2 separate regions of the Homo sapiens genome follow, and region 1 is linked to region 2. Evidence: chromatin contacts called from ENCODE Hi-C or POLR2A ChIA-PET data. All regions are on one chromosome and are shown on one strand. The core of a region is the stretch at or near the end of the contact, and the rest is flanking DNA. Distances in the headings are between cores, read along the strand shown. Region 1 overlaps PCCA (propionyl-CoA carboxylase subunit alpha). Region 2 overlaps PCCA (propionyl-CoA carboxylase subunit alpha).

What was found. A loop is a pair of places that touch in the nucleus more often than their neighbours do. ChIA-PET counts read pairs that join two places held with the same protein, here RNA polymerase II (POLR2A).
Region 1: a map of posterior cingulate gyrus shows a loop between it and region 2 (2.5-fold over the local background). The contact joins two enhancer-like sites. A Hi-C loop is called at or near these places in 2 of 168 maps with a recorded cell type or tissue (IMR-90 and posterior cingulate gyrus). POLR2A ChIA-PET finds 5 or more read pairs at or near these places in 2 of 52 experiments (A673 and activated T-cell).

Annotation. Positions count from the first base shown.
Region 1 is chr13:100,224,555-100,232,018 of GRCh38, forward strand. All of the region lies in intron 7 of PCCA (propionyl-CoA carboxylase subunit alpha), which reads left to right. Among named protein-coding and RNA genes, the nearest start is that of PCCA, 140 kb to the left of the region's middle. Within about 2 kb of position 5,662, at least 4 of the 41 ENCODE cell types and tissues checked have a DNase peak (open chromatin) inside an H3K27ac peak, as active enhancers do.
Region 2 is chr13:100,155,601-100,162,321 of GRCh38, forward strand. It overlaps PCCA (propionyl-CoA carboxylase subunit alpha), which reads left to right. Exons shown (of 24, transcript NM_000282.4): 6 at 1,687-1,740. Among named protein-coding and RNA genes, the nearest start is that of PCCA, 70 kb to the left of the region's middle. RefSeq lists enhancers at 3,663-4,164, 4,165-4,664. Within about 2 kb of position 1,356, at least 2 of the 41 ENCODE cell types and tissues checked have a DNase peak (open chromatin) inside an H3K27ac peak, as active enhancers do.

The sequences.
Region 1 (7,464 bases), core at 4,412-6,911, 73 kb after region 2:
GAGCGAGCGAGGGCTGTGAGGACTGCCAGCACGCTGTCACCTCTCACTTCTTCAGGAGGACTGCAAGTATTCAGGCAATTGACTACATTTTGATAATGCTAAGCTCAAGGCGCAGGGGCCTATGCATATAGGATGGGCATGTAACCTAGTTTTAGGTATCATTGCAGATTTTCCAATGGAAATGATAGCTAAGTGAAACCTCAAGTCTGAGTGGTAGTGAGTTAGCTGAAAAGTGAGATTGATGATGGACACAGCTCTAATGTCAGTGAAAACATCTTATTGCAAAAGCCTGGAGGTGAGAGACAGTGAGAACTCTGGAAAACTGCAGATTTGTAGTATGAGGGGCTGCAGTTAGAAAGGGAGCTAGAGAGAAAATTAGGATCCAGATATGTATGGGCTGGAATGTGATGTAACTTATTTTGAAGGCTATTCTTGTGGTTTGGGGAGCCTCTGAATAATTTCATGCAGAAGAGTTAACATGACAGAATTGTGGCATTAGAAAACTCATTTTGGTTTGTTGTGTGGAAAGTAAATTGGAGCATGGCAAAACTTGAAGTTGGTAGACAAATTAGGATCCTCTTCTAATCCAGGATAGAAACGGTAGACCCCTAAAATAAAGTATTGTATGCAACAAAGTAGATGGTGTTGAGAAAGATAGTGGAAGTGGAATCCATGGGATTATGTGATCTGTTCAATGTCAGGTGTGAAGTGGAGGGAAGGATCATTGATGATTATTTTACTGCATTTGGTTGTAATACCTATTAACACACCAGTTTCAGAAGAAATTTATTTAATGTCCTTTAGTTCTAATTGTTCGTTAAGAGGAAATAGTAATACCCGTTTACACCACAGAACAGAGTATGGCCGTGTATTTGAATGAGTTTTGTAAATTAGGCAGTGTAGATTTAAAGTAGTAATTGTTTTTATCACCTAATTGGCCAGACTTTAAAAACTGTACTCTTGCTTTAGCAGAAGGAGGCAAATAACTAAGAAAGCTAGTGTGAAGGAAATCATTTAAAAAAGACCCTAAAAACAAAAACCAAAAAATTGGAGACAAGCTGTGTCTCAGCAATTAGAAAGTATAACATTAAACATTAGTGTATTTGTCCCTGCTAAACCAAGAATAATCAGTTTTCCTGATGAAGCCTCAAAGGTTTTATATTTTGGAAAAAAAGACTCAATTATTTTTACTATGCTGTTTTTACAATGATAGAAAAGTGTACTAAATTTTAGAAAGCTTTTTTTTTTCTTTGAGACGAAGAGTGTCGCTCAGTCACCCAGGCTGGAGTGCAGTGGCGCGATCTTGGCTCACTGAAAAGCACCACCTTCCGGTTTCAAGTGATTCTTGTGCCTCAGCCTCTCAAGTAGCTGAGTTTACAGGTGTGGGCTGCCACACCTGGCTAACTTTTGTGTTTTTAGTAGAGATAGGGTTTTGCCATGTTGCCCAGGCTTGTCTGGAACTCCTGGTCTCAAGTGATCCACCTTCACGACCTCCCAAAGTGCTGGAATTGCAGGCATGAGCCACTGTGCCCGGCCGAAAGATTTGGAAGTATATTAAAACAGAAAGAATCTTCTGCCTGACTTTGAGTTAACTGGATTATGTGGAAGCTAGAAAGCCATTCCTGAGCCCAGGATTGTTTAAAAGTTTCTGCTTTACTTTATATATGAATGCAGAATAGTTTGAGGACAGCTTTTAGGGTACAGATATAACTCTTACCTGTAGTGTCTTGAAACAAATTATTATTTTTTTTTAATAAACAGTCACTGATTCCCTTCTAGAACCAGCTGTAAACTCCTAAGTGGCTTTCATATGAATGGGTAGCAGGATTCTCATCCACAGAATAGAAAATTAAGGATTGGTAAGTAGGCAGTAGCAAGTGAGAAGGATGTCTGAATCATGAATGGTGGTCGGCGTTGACACTAATACCACTATCAAAATGTATGGGTGTTTAGCATCTGGGAAGAATGATTCGAATGTGCCTGTCTTTGTTGTAGTGTTTTCTGCGCTTCCTTGTGTTTTGCCCTGTTCACCAGCAATACCGAGTTCGTAGATCGTCTGATCCAGTGCATTATAAGAGAGGAAGTACATGTTTTTTCCAGTATTGTAGCGCCAGGGTTAGTTCTATGTTATCTAGGTTCAGAAGATGAGTAATGACACAGGATATAACAAGTAAGGCCAGGCAGGGAAGGTACCAACATGGTAGTTTGGGGTGGCGGGCTGCCCATTTTCTCATAATTACTAACCTTAATTGAGTACCTACTGTGGGCCAGGTGCTGTTCTAATGTGTTTCAGCCTTGACTAATTTCATCTTCTTAATAACCCTATGAGATAGATACTGTTATTATGTCCATTTTACAGATGAGGAAACCGAATACCAGAGAGGCACTCTAGTAACTCAGTCACAGTCACAGAAGCAGTATTGGAGCCCAAGCCTTCTGGCATAGCGCCTGTGTTCTTTTTTTCTTTGAGACGAAGTCTTGCTCTGTCGCCCATACTGGAGTGCAGTGGCACTATCTTGGCTCACTGCAACCTCCGCCTCCTGAGTAGCTGGGATTGCAGGCATGCGCCACCACGCCCGGCTAATTTTTTTGTTTTTTTTTTGGTAGAGACGGGGTTTCACCATATTGGCCAGGCTGGTCTTGAATTCCTGACCTCAGGTGATCCGCCTGCCTCTGCCTCCCAAAGTGCTGGGATTACAGGCAGGAGCCGTTGTGCCCAGCCCACACCTGAGCTCTTAACTGCAAGGCTTGGTTACCCCACAGGCCATGTTCTAGGTATTAACAAATAAATGACATTTGCAGAAAAGGCACCAGATTTTTGTTAACTCTTTTCACGTTTTTTCTGGTTAGTTTTTACTACCATTTAGTTAGTTTTTGTAGCATCATCCACCACTCCCATCATATTCACAGTTAAATAGTACTTTTTACTGTTACTATTCTTGGGTTGGGTGATAGAGCCCACTTAATGTGAGTTGTTTTGTAATAGAGGAATAAGAGGAATAAAAGAAATGGGTACTGGTTTGCTTGGTTTCTTTCCCTTTTCTCCGTTTCTTAAGCTACTCTTTTGGCATTGTATTCTTAGTACTTTCCTGTAACTCTTTCCCCATCGGTGCTCAAAAGAGTTAAATAGCTTCAGAACCTGAGTGTGCCTTCCCTCAGGACAAGCTGGGATTACAGAAAGAATGGACCACCAGGTAGTTTATCACTTAGAAGAATAGAATAAAATGATATCATTGGACTCTTTTTTCCCTACCTCCTGATTGGAAACCATCAGGAATACCATCATCTGAGCATTGTTGCTGACACATTTTTAATTTTTTTGTGTACTTTTTGTTTTCTCAATTGTATTACTTGTGATATGAAAATAAAACTATTCTAAAGACTTCAAATGAAAAATTTTTAAGGGAAAATGAATAGCATCAAATTTGTTTTAACAATTCTGCTGAAATTTTTATATTTGACTTTTTCTTTTTTTTTTCCAGACAGGGTCTTGCTCTTTCACCCAGGCTGGAGTGCAGTGGTGCCATCTCGGCTCACTGCAACTTCTGCCTCCCGGGTTCAATCAATTCCCCTGCCTCAGCCCCCGGAGTAGCTGGGATTAAAGGCGCATGCCACCACGCCCAGCTGATTTTTGTATTTTTAGTAAATATGGGATTTCACCATGTCGGCCAGGCTGGTCTCGAACTCCTGACCTCAGATGATCCGCCTGCCTCAGCCTCCCAGAGTGCTGGGATTACAGGCGTGAGCCACCATGCCTGGCATATTTGACTTTTCTTCCACTTTGGGGAGGATTATTATGTAATGTGTCAGAAATTTTCTTTTAATAAATTATAGGATATTATTGAACATTATGTTAACAGAGTTTATTGTTCTAAGCCCTTTCATATTTTCATGTATTGTGTGTCATGTAATCATAGATGTGAGAGCTGTCTTAAGAATATTTTAAAGAGTGTTAAGAATAATCAGCTCCACTTTTTCTTCAAATATTGCCAAGCTGTATTTGTGAAGAGATAATGTTGTTTTGTTTAAAATATATTTATTTTATATAAATAAAGAACAAAGGCTGGGCGCGGTGGCTCACTCCTGTAATCCTAGCACTTTGGGAGGCTGAGGTGGGAGGATCACTTGAGGTCAGGAGTTCGAAACCAGCCTGCCAAGATGGTGAAACCCCATCTCTACTAAAAATACAAAAAAAATTAGTCATACGTGGTGGTGTGTGCCTATAATCCCAGCTACTTGGGAGGCTGAGGCAGGAGAATCGTTTGAACCTGGGAGGTGGAGGTTGCAATGAGCGGGGATCGCTCCATTGCACTCCAGCCTGGGTAACACAGTGAGACTCTTTCTCAAAAAAAAAAAAAAAAAAGCACAAAGTATATTTAGTAAAATAAAGTTTAACCTTTTACATTTTTATGAAATAAAGTTTGATATCTATACATTGAAATGAGCTGCTTTCTTTTGTTTTGTATTATAACTTAAACTTGTGGCTTTTCAATTTGAAAACTTATTGCCATGTAGAATTTGATTTTTTTTTTTTCCTAATGCAACACTTTACTTAAAAATTATGGAGTAGAACTATATTTTTTAGAAGAGCAGGTTTTACAAAACCTAAAATTCAAACTCTGGAAGTTGCATGATGTGGTGGAAGAAGTGCTGGACTGAGAATCCCAAAAATATTGGGCTTGGTTTTGCCCAATGCCAACAGTATTTCACTGAGTGCACCTTGTTTTAAACTGAAGCAAAACTGAAGTGTAAAAAGTAAAGTAGAGGTTCCTCTTCAAAGACTTTCCTCCCCATCTAATTAGGAATAAATAGTAACTTCTCTTAGAAGCAAAATTTATTCTAAGACCTGTGCTAACATTCTTAAATATCTGCTAGCTGTAATAAAGAAATCAATGTACTTTATGTTCTCAGCTCCCACAATTTAGCCTAAATATTTGCCCTGGCATGCTTATACTGGTCCAAGCAAGCATTAAGTCATAGCCTGTTCCTCTTCCTTATTTGAAGGTGTTTTTACCTTTCTCAGTATTCCACAAGTTACTTCCTCCTTCCTTTGTTCTCCTCTGCCGTTGCCTCTTTTAAAAAGTTCTATGTTGTTAGCCAATTGGGACAAATACAAAATGTGAGGTCCTGTTCCAGCCAATGGAAACCGGACACAGCAGTAGGGTGGGCGCCTCAGGTTATAAATGACCCTGTCTCCTTTGTTCAATGTACTCTCGTGGCAAAACTGCTGGCGAATGTACCCTTTCTGCAGAAAGTAAACATGGCCTTGCTGAGGAAATTAAATTTATGTTCCAGTGCTGTTTCTTTACGGCACTGGGGAACAAGCATTTCTAACAGAAGCCTGTCTGGTTCTGAGTCCCTGCCCTGAACCCCTGCCTTTGGATGTCAGTTAACTCACTTATAAAACCGCTGCTCTGGAGATGAATAGTTCTGTTGGCATTTGTGAGATTGTGTCTTATCCTAACAGACTAATTTTTATGGAAGCTGATGCGGATAGTTGTTTATTCATGGAAGAAATAATGTGTTGATTGCGTTAATTTGCTAAACTCTGGGGATTTAGTAGAGAGTAAGACAGCTAGTTGTTGCCCTCATGAAGGTTAAGTGTGAAAAGGGCTGCATAATTGCAGGGCGTGGTGTATGTGTTCATGTGGCAATGATACCTAGCCAGGTGTGGGAGGACTGGAAAGGCACTCTAAAGAAAGTGGCAGGCTGGGCGCGGTGGCTCATGCCTGTAATCCCAGCACTTTGGGAAGCCGAGGTGGGCGGATCACCTGAGGTCAGGAGTTAGAGATCAGCCTGGCCAAAAATGGTGAAACCCTGTCTCTACTTAGAATACAAAAATTAGCCGGGTGTGGTGGTGTTTGCCTGTAGTCCCAGCTACTCAGGAGGCTAAGGCAAGAGAACTACTTGAACCCAGGAGGCAAAGGTTGCAGTGAGCCGAGGTCGTGCCACTGCACTCCAGCCTGAGTGACAGACTCCCATCTCAAAAAAAAAAAAAAAGAAAGAACGTGGCATTAGCTGAAACTGGAAGCATGCCACCCTGGACTCTGGGAGGAAATGGTCATTTTCCTGTCACCCAGACTACTGCCTCCCAGCCTGACTCTTCAGATCCCTCTTGCCTCTCAAAGTGTTCATTTGTTTGTTCATTCATTCATTTATTCTTCCAACAACTGTTGGTTGAATAACAACTGTGCCAGGCGTGTGCTCGGGATTTGAAATACCTAACTTGAACCAGCTGGACAAGGGTTTCTGTCCTTATGGAGCTTACATTTTAATGGGCTAGGGAGGTGCAGAGGGTGGACAGTGCACATCATAAGTAAGCAGATGCTATGCCAGAATTCTCCAGCCTGCAACCAGAGCTAGCCCTTCATTTCCTTGCTCTGAGGCTACAGTTCAGTTTCTCTCATGTGGCTGTGAGGCCCAGCCTTCCCCTCGCCTCTCTCTTCAGGTCCCAGACACTGTTTTTCACTACGCTTCTATTTCTAAGGTGTCTTTTCAGTTACCACGCCTGAGAAAGTTTTCAGGAATCTATTTTTGGATTAGAGATCCCCTGTTGTCACATGCCCTCTTTAAAACTTGTACATAACATGCACCACATAATCATTCCTTAGCTGCTGTGTGGCTGTATTTAAGGTTTGTCTTTTCCACCAGCCTGTAAATTACCTGTTGGCCAAGATGATGTCTTTCTTGTTCCGTCCCGTGTCTTCAGGGCCCAGAATTGGGCCTATTGTAATAAAAGCTGGTTTGGTAAAAGGGGAGAGAGTTACTGGCTGAGGCTGGCTGAACTGAGAAGGCTGTGCAAGGCTGGGGAGCCTGCCTGGGCCTTGGGCTGCAGGGTAAGATGCAAGATGAACAGGGGTGGGGCTGAGACTCATGCTTAGGCGGACAGGATCAAGTATTGAAACCAGCCTAGGGAGTTCAAACTTGGTTTTGAGGCAATGGGATGTCATGAAAAGCTTAAGTGATTTTGGGGACTCCTAGTTTGTTTTGATAACATTTAATATTCTCAAAATCATTAATAATTTGATAACTTCAGGCATGGCTGATTTAATTTTTAAACTATGAAAATATGAAGTATGAAATTATGATTCTTATGGTAAAAAAGTTCAACGTGTACCTAAGAGCATACAATTTTAATTTCCCTTTTCCTACAACTTTTAATCCTACCTTTTACATTTATTTATTTATTTATTCTTAAATATAGACAAGGTCTTGCGATGTTGCTTAAGTCAGTACAGAACTCCTGGGCTCAAGTGGTCTTCCTGCCTGGGCCTCCTGAGTAGCTGGGATTATAGGCCTGAGTTACCATGCCCGGCTGTCTGTCCTACTTTTGAGCAGTAAATTGGTTTCTGTAGCTGTCTAATGCTTAAACTTTCCTGTGCGTTCAAATGTGTATTTCTGTCTTAATGTAGGTAAGGTCATACGCTATGTACTCCAACTTGCTACCCCCGCCCCCAGTATATA
Region 2 (6,721 bases), core at 106-2,605:
CCCAGTTCTGTTTGAATAGAGTGGAATCCAAGGAAAAAAATGATTTCTGATATCAGAAACAGTGTTTTTTCTTCTATTTTCTTTTTTCTTTTTTTAATTATCAGAACTAATTATATATAGTGTTAAAAACTATGCAAAGTTATCTCTAAAACTGGATGGAAACATCCAACACCAGCAATTAAGCCTGGAGCGCTTCAATTAGCGCTCACATTTCTTTTGAAAGAAATGTTTTAGTAAGATGAATGTTTAAATAAAAAGCCTAATTCGTGAACCCATATTATAGATGTTTACAGTTTATTAGCACAGTTAGTGAAGGTAAAACACTTTAACCTTTTAACTATAGCTTGCCAAAATAAATATGTAGTTGAGTGTTGATAAAATGAAGTTGGTGGAATGAAAACTCTTCTTCTCTGATACAGTAGTTTAAATTCTTCTGTACCATGCTCATAAAGCTTAGTTCAGCTTTTTTTTTGTTTTGTTTTTTGAGATGGAGTTTCGCTCTTGTTGCCCAGGCCAGAGTGCGATGGCGTGATCTTGGCTCACTGCAACCTCTGTCCCGCCAGGTTCAAGCGATTCTCTTGCCTCAGCCTCCCAAGTAGCTGGGATTACAGGTGCCTGCCACCATGCCCAGCTAATTTTGTATTTTTAGTAGAGAAGGGGTTTCACCATGTTGGTCAGGCTGGTCTTGAACTCCTGACCTCAGGTGATCTGCCTGCCTCAGCCTTCTAAACTGCTGGGATTACAGGCAGGAGCCACTGTGCCCAGCCCGAGTTCAGCATTTAAAAGTCGCTGATACGTAGCTATTTCTGGATTATGATACTGGTTCCTTTAGAAATTTGACTCTCTTTTTAGCAGAATTATTTTACTAGAAGTATGTTCAACACTGGCTGATACTGAAGTGGCGAAATTTATGTTTGGCCAGTCTGGGAGAGCCAAAAATTACTTGATTGGATCAGGCTGGTAGATTGTAGCAATGTGGCTTGTGGGTGAGGATAGTATAAAGTAGTTGTGGATGGCAAAGTTTGGGGTGAGGAAGGAAAGAAGAGTAGACATTAGAAGAAAAAAAATTCAGAGCACAAAATAAAAGTAAAACCACACCTCCATTTTAGTTCAGTTTGATAGAAACGGCTTGTTGGTAGTTGCCGAGTATTATTAATGCCATCAGGAATAAAATGTGTTAGCTGTCCTAGTAGTCTGGGTTTTGGAAATTACCAGTTCGTGAGTACTGTAAAGAAAGGAGAATTTAGAGTTTTTCATCCATCTTTGCCAAGGTTCCTTTTACATAATTCTTTGATGCACCAGCCATTGTGAAATTCTCCAGAATTGTGGGCAAAGTTAGCCTCAGGAAAAGGAGAGAGAGTTTTGTTGAATAGTGTAGACAAATGCCAGTGGGCAGGAAGCTATGTGGGCATATACTCCCCATTGTGGTTAGGACAAAGGTAGTGTGTGGAAAATGAATCAGTTAGGACAAAGGGAGTGTGGAGAAAGTAAATATAAGAGGCAGTTTCTTGGAATTTGATTCTGATCCTAGAAATGTGAGTTAGAACTGATCAGTGTATAAGAGAAGTGTACTTATTCAAGGGCTCTTGAACAGTAAATATTAATACATAAATGCACTGTACATTTTGCTTATAAAGCTTTTGCAATATGATAAAATTGAAAGTGCTTTTTGCTTTCATTTCTAAGGTACATCCAGGTTATGGATTCCTTTCAGAAAACAAAGAATTTGCCAGATGTTTGGTAAGTTGGTAATGAACCAGAAACTGTTCATTTCTTTTTCAGAAAGCAGTGTGGTAGCATGGCTTTGTAAATGTGGGTAGTGATGGATTATAGAATTTTAATTAACCCAGCAGTTCTTTGAAAATTGTGACAAGTGAAGTGGTTTTAGTCTGAAACTCAACTGTTTATTTGAAGAGTAATTATAAAAACAGAAAAGTTTACAAAATCACCATTACACTGAATGAATGATACCTGGTTTATTATATACTGCATGATATTTGAATTAAAGTTAAAAACTTCAGATTTTTAACTGTAAATATGTTAGGGAGTTTAGTGAGTTATTGTAGTGATTTAATTATTTTGTGGCATTTAATATCAAATCTTACCAATGCCTCTATTTTGGGTGAAGTTGTTTTTAATGATCTAAATGTCCCCTTCCAGCTAGGTGAATTAACGTATGTTTGTTATTAAATTGATTTTTCCAGGTATATTTATAACTTCATTCAAGATGGTACTGAAACCTTATTTTTTAGGTACTAGAATATGATTTTGATTAATGTTTGTACATATGTTTGTTATTAGATCAATTATGCCAGGTACTATCTTAATTTATTCTAATATGTTATACTTGTTTCTGTGGCATACAGTCATGTGTTGCTTAACAGCGTGAATACATTCTGAGAAATGCATCATTAGGCGAGTTCATCCTTGTGTGAACATCACAGAGTCTACTTACAGAAATCTACATGGTAGAGTCTCCCACACACTTAGGCTAAGTGTGTTATAGCCTATTGCTCCTAGGCTACAAACCTATACGTGTTGCTGTACTGGATCCTGTAGGCTGTTGTAATACAGTGGTAGATATTTGTGTATCTAAACATGTAAACAGGGAAGATACAGTTAAAAATACAGTATTAGAATCTATGGAACCACTGTCATACGTGTGGTGCCTCATTGAAATATTCTGTGGAGCATAACTGTACTCGTATTCTGTTCTTCCACGGATTGGAAATTATTTGTGAATGTTGTTATTTTCTAGATGGAATTTCCACTTAAAATCTATAACTTTAACTTGAAACAATTATTAAGATCACAGAATTGTCTATTTGAACCACCTTGCTTTGTGGGTCCAAAACTAAGGCCTAAAGAGATATCCTGAGGGGGCAAATTACATGGACACATCCAGAGGTTCCAGTTTCCCAGGTTTTATGCAGCATATCTACATTTTTTTGTTTATATCCCTTTTTATTTTTTATCTTCCTTGGAATTTTGACCAAGATTCTGTTATTATAAAAACTATTTGAATATAATACTTAAATTTAGATGTGTATGTGTGTATATATATAATGTAATGTATTACATTTAAGTCCGTATAGATGAGAGGTCGGCACACTACAGTCCACAGGACAAATGCAGCCTGCTGCCTGTTTTTGTCAATAAAATTTTATTGAAACACAGCCATGCTCTTTCATTTATGCATTGTCTATGCTGCTTTTGTCCTGTGACAGCAGAGTTGAGTAGTTGTGACAGAGACCATTTGGCCTATCAAGCCTAAAATACTTTTTCTATGGTCCTTTATACAAAAAGTTTGGGAACTCCTGCTATAAATGAATATCCAAATCCAAATTATATGAGTAGGATAAGTGATGTGGTGCCAGTATTATACATTTATTCCTATACAGTTAATACATTTATTTATTTTATATATTATATATAATATTATATACAGTTTATGCATTTTTTCAGTTATTAAAAAAATGCTGCCTTTTTTTTTTTTTTTTTTTTTTTTTTTGAGACATAGCCTTGCTCTGTCACCCAGGCTGGAATGTAGTGGCATGATCTCGGCTCACTGCAACCTCTGTCTCCTGGGTTCAAGCTATTCTGCCTCAGCCTCCTGAGTAGCTGGGATTACAGGCACACACCACCACGCCTGGCTAATTTTTGTATTTTTAGTAGAGACGGGGTTTCACCATTTTAGTCAGGCTGGTCTTGAACTCCTGATGTCGTGATCCGCCCACCTCAGCTTCCCAAAGTGCTGGGATTACAGGCGTGAGCCACTGTGTCTGGCCAAAAAATGCTTCTTTAAAGTCTGTTTAAGGCCTTTGAGAAGGATATATTAATAAAAATGAATCCAATCTGGTTCCCGCGCAGAATGCTGCAGTCCATGGGTGCTATGAGTCCTGGGTGCTCATAGTCATGTTACGGAAAATAAGTTGATACACAAATAACTTCACTTCAGGGAAGAAAATACTGTGAGATAAGATCAATATCTTTGTAAATGAAAGTAAGAAGGATGATTTCCATCTGGGGTTCTACATTAGAGAAAAACCTGTAGAATATACAACCTCCTCCTTTCTTTCACACGAGTTTTCTTTCCAAACCTATTTCCCCATTTCCCTTTTATCAGTGCTGTGCCTCCACCCAGCCTGACTGTGCGCTGCTCCCATGCGTGGCTGGCTCTGCCCTCAGTGCTTTCCTCACTCTCTCTGGGTGGGTGTGCCTGGCCTCCCACCCACCGTGTCTAACTGCTGCCTGCCCTTGAAGGCACAGTTCATATGCAGCCTCTGCGGGGAAAGGGTTCTAGATCCTTCTGTTGAGAAGTAATTTCTTTCCTTGGACTTTTTGTTTCAGTTTGATTGGAATGTTTTTGTTTTTGGAAAAATGATTTGTGCTTTATCTGATACATTGTTTTTACTTAATATCCAGGACTAAAATGATTTTTTGATTTTTTTTGCATAACTGCTGTGTATTTGCTTTAGAAAGTGTACAATAGGCCAAATTCCCCCAATGTAAAAACACACCAAACTTTACAAGACTGATAATTTTTTATGCTGAGTTTACGCGAAGTGGGATTGGATTTTATACAGTCCCTGCTGTCCATGACTTGAAAAAGATCATGTGGGCCGGGCGCGGTGGCTCATGCCTGTAATCCCTGCACTTTGGGAGGCTGAGGTGGGCAGATCACTTGAGGTCAGGAATTCGAGACCAGCTTGGACAACATGGCGAAACCCCATCTCTACTAAAAACATAAAAATTGGCCAGGTATGGTGGCACGAGCCTTTGATCCCAGCTACGTGGGTGGCTGAGGCAGGAGAATCGTTTGAGCCCGGGAGGTGGAGGTTGCAGTGAGCTGAGATCACGCTACTGCACTCCAGCCTAGGCAACAGAGCGAGACTCTGTCTAAAAAAGAAAAAAAAAAAAAGATCATGTCTTTTTGTTATTGCTTAGATAGTTCATAGAAAAAACAAAGCTACACATAATCCTCATAAAAATAGCAATTTTCAATAATTTTAATGTGCTGAGCTAACAGATTTTATTTCCAAGCTGTTTTCTATTCTGTATTTTCCCTGCAGGCTTCTTTTATTATGAGCATTAAAGGACCATCCATGGGAGACTATGAGGATTGTTAGGATGAGGCAAAGACATCTTAACAGAGTTTACAAAGAGCTTTGAAACGTGAAACTACCTTCTCTGGAAAAATGGGATGTTGGCTTGAAGATATTTCTTAGTATTCTGTGTTTTCTTTCTGGTTTTTCTATGTTGTTTTAATCATATTATCATACCTTGTCATTTCAGGTAACATAGCATAAGTTATAGTAATTAGTTTCAAGAGAAACATATGTTAGAATTTGTGTTTTGTGTTTGGATCCTATCTGTGTACTTGAAAGATACACGTATATGTAGATGGATAGTGAGTTCCATCAGGATGCTCAGCGTTGAAAGCATAGGAGGGAACTGTGCTGAGCGTGTGAGGTTTGGCGATTGTGCTCTTTTATCTTCTTTCTTTCTTGAGTTTTTAGCAAGATAAGACATGTAACTACTGTAAAATGAGAGGTAATTTTTAAAATAGCCACTGGGTTAACCAAAAACCTTTTAAATAGCTGTGGCATCCAGTGTGGGCAAGGGTCACATAGTTTTGTTCCTGGAAGTGTAAATTGTTTCAGACCTCCCCCGGCCCCCAGAAATTTGCTAGTATTTATCAAAATTTAAAACATCTATATGTTCTTTAATTTAACAGTTCCACCCTTAAGAATCTCACTTACAAAGATATACTTGAGAAAATGTTCATGGTAAGGTGTTTCATAATAGCAAAATTTAGAAAGTGTTCAAAAGTAAAATGTGGAGAATGGTGGCTTCCCTGCAGGGTCATTGGTCCTCAGTTACAAGGCTGCAGTCCATGATGTGTTATAGTTTAAAGTGTGTTGTAAGCACTTTGTAACTAATACTAAAATTCTGAAGTTAGCAAGTTTGCCAGTGACTTTGTTTAACAATTTTTTTGTTTATAAAATAAAGTGGATTAAAAATGATCCATATGATACTCTACTCATTCATATTTGGACTTTTTTTTTATTTGAGTAGGAAAAAATAGGAGAGACTTAGACCTTGCAAGCCCAGGGTTGTTTATAACTCTTATTTTCACTATATGGGCTATAATCTGCATAGCTCATGGAAATACATTATTTTTATATATCGCAGCTTAAGAAGGGTTGAGAATTGTTACTGTAGTGTATTTTGTGTAGACATCATTTTAATGACATAAATTTTCTTATTAACATTATTATATTTTCCATTTTGGACACAGACCTTTGATTTTAGTATCTTAAAATTTTTAATTTTTGAGAATGTAAAATGCTAAGAAATTTAAGCACATGAAAACATTGAAAATTAGGATTTCTTTCCATCTTTGAACCTTCGAAACAAGACCCCAATTTAAGTCTTTAGAGGTCACCACTGTTACCTTCTGGAGCATGTGTGTCTGTATGTGTGTGTGTGTGTGTGTGTGTGTGTGTGTCTGTCTGTCTGCGTGTGCTAGAATTTTGCTATCATTTGTTTTGTAAGATACTCTTAGTTGCTTAAGTAGGACTTACTTTTTTTATATGAAAAGAAGTGGCATAGAACTTTTCTTATATAAGAAAACAGTGGTCCCTAGGCTTTTAAAAATAAGTATGGAATACCTACCTGCAGGTAAGTTATTTAATCTTTATGACAACTTATGATGTAT